Regions from separate parts of the Mus musculus genome. Here region 1 is linked to region 2. The links are chromatin loops, found by intact Hi-C in ENCODE. Cell type or tissue: heart. All regions are shown on one strand.

Evidence for each region. A loop is a pair of places that touch in the nucleus more often than their neighbours do. Peaks named below come from ENCODE experiments on the same cell type or tissue, not always from the same donor. Only the 100,000 strongest peaks of a DNase experiment are listed, where the experiment ranks them.
Region 1: it touches region 2 in a loop (4-fold over the local background); 2 of 42 quality-filtered maps call a loop at or near these places.

The regions. Positions count from the first base shown.
Region 1 is chrX:166,726,521-166,729,020 of GRCm38, reverse strand. No RefSeq gene overlaps it. Among named protein-coding and RNA genes, the nearest start is that of Gm1720, 66 kb to the right of the region's middle. In heart, no CTCF peak of the experiment used is centred here; no DNase peak of the experiment used is centred here.
Region 2 is chrX:167,211,553-167,214,052 of GRCm38, reverse strand. It overlaps a transcript of Tmsb4x not described here. Among named protein-coding and RNA genes, the nearest start is that of Tmsb4x, 3.6 kb to the right of the region's middle. In heart, a CTCF peak has its summit at 1,097; a DNase peak (open chromatin) is centred at 1,192; H3K27ac peaks cover 265 bases.

The sequences.
Region 1 (2,500 bases), 490 kb after region 2:
TGACTATCTCTGGAAGGCTCCACCTCTGACCATCTTCTCTGATCAACATATTCCAGGTCTCATATTAACTTATGAAGGAGGAAATAAGTCATTGTCTCCTGGCCAAAAGCTGCCTAACTAAAGCTTGCTGGCAGTTTACAACCATGCTTCCTTCGTGGTCAGCCCTGAAATCCATAGTCTCACCACACATACTATGCCTATTCATCTTAGGCTTTTTTTTCCAGTGTAACAATAGATGTAGGGCAAAATGACCTCATTCCTCTATACACCTGCATAGTATTCCATTGTGTAAGCATGTCAGCATGGATTTAACAGATCCTTGCTGACGGACACTTCAATTACTGCCAATATGATGTCACCACAATAACACTGGAAGGAACACACTTGTGTATTCATTACTTTATTCTTGTGTGGGCAGACATGTAGGATAAATTCCCAGGAATTGGATTGCTGGGCCAAAAGGTAAACACATTTGTGCATCTGAAACTCAATGCCAGTTTGCTGCTCTTAGCAACCATACATGAGGGGGTCTGTTTTCCCACAGTCATGCCGGTTCCCAATCTCCTAGGTGAAAATAAACTAACTTCTCATCTTACACTTTTCACATGTTAAACACCTAACATGGTATTCATGAACACTGGATCATGACACTCTTAAAGTCAATTTCCTACTCTTCTTAGTAACCGGTTGCTGAGCAAGCAAAGTTTCTTGGACAGCATAGCTTCCTCCGCATCCCTCCCCCAAGGGGGGCAGGGAGGAGCCGTATTCACTGAGTTGAATCCAGTCCCACTTGAGCCTAGGGAGGCCCATGGGGCCTTTTCATTGTGGTGTGCCTGCCTGTCTTTCAACTGGCTGTCAATATTCTCTGGCGGCTGGGGCTGCCAGCCCACCCACAGAGGCAAAAGGCCTGAGAATAAATTCAGCAAGCCATCCCCAGGAGCTCAGGACCAAAGCCTGAAGGGACATGGCATTTGAATAGCTCAGCAAGGTTGTAACTTTGAGGGTGGGGTGGTGCTCTGAGACACAGGCTTAAACTGAGAACTCCTAAGGGGATGAAACAACACAGGCTGTTCCTTGCCCAGTGTGGGAAGCTGCTTGCTATTATCACCTGTATTTGCTTTTTTTTGCTCTTCTTCCCCGTTCTCCATCACTTCCCTACTGCATTCGGTGAAATCTCCTGGAATCAGCACACTCATAGAAGCAGAGGAGGTGGGAATGGGATGGGGGCTTCGGGGATAACATTTGAAATGTAAATAAAGAAAATATCCAATAAAAAATAAACAGCTTGAACTTTCTTGGGTCTTTCTTTCTGAGGAAACTAAAACAAAGGTAAGTTTTTGTAACTGATTATGCTCCACACCTCCTGGCTCCAAAAAATGTGCAAGGTAAATCTAGTGTTTGAGGTGAGCATTCAGACCAACAGGGAAAGAAGTGTTTGCAGTTGGCCCTTCAAATGGGATCCAATGAATGTGGAGACAAAATATTCAAGGAAAGAAGTTGCCTCAAAGCTGCTTCTTGTCATTACTCCCCAAGGTAATGTAGTGTAACAACGATTCCCTAGCACTTACAATGTATTAAATATTGAAAGTAACTTAGTGTATAGGAGGCTGTTGGAGTTTATGTGTAAATACTGTGCAACTTCGTATAAACTACTTAAGTATGCTCAAATTGGTACCATCACGAGTCCTGGAACTAAGGAGTAACACTCTCCCATACACTCTGTGTTTGTGTGTGTGTGTGTGTGTGTGTGTGTGTGTGTGTGTACACGAACACTCACATGCACACAGGTGCACACACATATGTATTAGTGATAACACAAAGCTATGCAAAACAAGTGATAGATAAGCCCGATAGCTCTCATGTGTAGCATATACTATATTGCAGGCACTAGAAGTCCTCTTTGTGCATTGATTCATTTGACGGGAAACCCTATAAATACAGTATCACCATCCTCAGCTCGTAGTTGAAGAAAATAACAATATGAACTAACCAGTACCCCCCAGAGCTTGTGTCTCTAGCTGTATATGTAGCAGAAGATGGCCTAGTCGGCCATCACTGGAAAGAGAGGCCCATTGGACTTGCAAACTTTATATGCCTCAGTACAGGGGAACGCCAGGGCCAAGAAGTGGGAGTGAGTGGGCTGGGGAGCAGAGCCGGGAGAGGCTATAGGGGACTTTTGGGATAGCATTTGAAATGTAAATGAAGAAAATATCTAATAAAAAAAAAGAAAATAACCAATCGCTGAACTGAGTTGCTGAAAGATCTGACTCCTAAGTTTGCGCTCATGCCCATCACCCCATGGTGCCTGTGGAGAGACGTACCTGAGAAGTTCTAGAAATGACGGTTCACTGTTGGCTCTTCACAGCAGGAGTCTTGAAAAAAGGAACATGGGATTATGCCTAATTATTGAGGGCTAATCTTCTTAGGACCATCAAAGCATCCATTCATGTCAGCTAGGATATTGCCAGAACAGAAACTAAATACACAACCAAATATGACT
Region 2 (2,500 bases):
CCTCTCACCTGTTCAGACTAATTTCCTAAGTTCGGCAGGTCCCGGACCAAGATGGCGACCGCTGCTGCTGTGGCTTAGGTCGCCTCCCCAGCCGGGTGGGCACCTGTCCTCTGGTCCGGAAGGTGGCCGGCTGTCCCCGGCCCACGCAGGGTGCTGCCTCAGCGCCTCTGTGCTTCCGCCTGTTCCAGAAGCTGTCAGGTTCTCTGGCGCACCCTCTCACCTGTTCAGACTAATTTCCTAAGTTCGGCGGGTCCCGGACCAAGATGGCGACCGCTGCTGCTGTGGCTTAGGTCGCCTCCCCAGCCGGGCGGGCACCTGTCCTCCGGTCCGGAAGGTGGCCGGCTGTCCCCGGCCCACACAGGGTGCTGCCTCAGCCCCTCTGTGCTTCTGCCTGTTCCAGAGGCTGTCAGGTTCTCTGGCGCACCCTCTCACCTGTTCAGACTAATTTCCTAAGTTCGGCGGGTCCCGGACCAAGATGGCGACCGCTGCTGCTGTGGCTTAGGCCGCCTCCCCAGCCGGGTGGGCACCTGTCCTCTGGTCCGGAAGGTGGCCGGCTGTCCCCGGCCCACGCAGGGTGCTGCCTCAGCGCCTCTGTGCTTCCGCCTGTTCCAGAAGCTGTCAGGTTCTCTGGCGCACCCTCTCACCTGTTCAGACTAATTTCCTAAGTTCGGTGGGTCCCGGACCAAGATCCAAACTCTGCATTTCAATGAGGCCATTTCTAAGGTAACTGCTCTGAGTCCCAACCACATCACTGGGGTTTCTGTATGATCTTGGCTTAGTGGGTTTGTTAATTTCTCTATAATTCCCTCATCTACAAAGTGAGGGAAATAGCGGGCCTCCTTATCAGGTCTTCTGGGATACTGCAGGGAGAGCTCCCAGGATACAGCAGAAAGTCAGAAAATGCTGGCTCTTACCACCGCTCTTATTATGACCATGCTCGCAAGCAGTATTATTCTTCAGCCTGTTACCTTCCTTCCTTTCAACAACATTTCCTGCCACTCTCTTTCCTCCCATGCAAGTCCCTTGCCAAACTCACTGCCCTCTGCAAGACTCAAAGATTCTGTTTAAACCGGCTCTCCTAGCTGGGAGGCCGAGTAACCACTTGGAGGGGATGTTGTAGAGGCAAACTCAAGCTGCAGAAATTCCTTCAGATCAAGAAGAGGACAGGGCAATTAGCAATGCTGCACATGCACGGGGCAGGGCGCGGGGAGCTCTTGATTTTGTTTGTGCTTGCCGGTTTTCCTCCACTCATTTTTCTCACACTGGCGGGGGGTGAGGGGGGAGCCCTTTGTTTTACTGTACTGGAGCCACAACGTGGAGCTGCCATGGGTGAGAACTCTAGAGAATGCTGGAAAAAGGTCTCTTCAGTGAACCTAGTGGCAGGAGTCGAAGGAAGGAGATAGACTTTTAATAGGATGTTTGCTTTAGAGAAAGTTGCTTAAATTTTATGAGCCTCAGTTTCTTTCGTAGTAAAATGAGGAAGTCTGTATCCAGTGCATAGAGGATGAGAACTGAATCCTAGTCTATATGCAAAGGCTTCAGGGACGTACAAAATCCCTCCTTTGTCCTTTTCATCTTCTGTTACCTAGGGACTCCTGGCTGTTCACAGGGATTTAGCTTCTCCCGGGTACAAGGGGGCGGGGTCAACTGTAAGGAAGCGTCAGAAGGAAAGGTGGCAATTGTAGGAGCCCCCAGGGGAGTGTGGGCTGCAGGCAGGTGGGGCAGATGGTAGGAGGCCCTGAACTCAGACAAAAAGAGCTGGGTTTGAACAAGCAAAGAGCTGACAGCCCTGCCCTGCCATGTCCCTGGCTCCTCCTCTTTTTCCTTCTGATTAGTATTCCGGCCAAAACTAAAAAAGTTTCAGATCATAGGACTCATTTTCATAAGCTCAGACTTCTATGGGCTGTCGCTCCATCATTGGAAATGCACACAATTTTGGCCTAGGCCCACACTGGAAAGCAAAAGAAAACAAAGTGCCAGCTCGCGCCACTTCCTGGATCCCTGAGGCATGAGCTTCCACAGGGAGGGGCAACTTCGTTGGCTTGTTTCTCACAGGGTGCCATGACCTGTGAGCTGAGAGAGGCAGAGTGCTTGTGAGGTGGACTCTTTGCTTGCCTTTCACTGGAAGGCCCCAGAGAACAGAATCCACCATGCAGCTGAAGGGACCAGGGCCTCTGGAAGCTATTATTATTATTATTATTATTATTATTATTATTATTATTATTATTGTATCTTCACATCTTTGTCTTTGTCCCTTTAATTGGAATTGAAAACTCTCACCTCAGTGGTTATTGTGCCCAGTATATGCTAATCTTCTTCTAAATGCTTCCTTCCCTGAAGCAGCAGTTATCCCTGACATCTGGAATATTAATGCTAAGTAGATTCAACTGTCTGAGATGGAAACCGGTTATTCAAGTCATCTGTTAAGGAACTGACTTCAAGTACTGAGAATCAACTGAAGCAGTGTGATGATGGTTAATTGAGCAAATACTATCTTCTA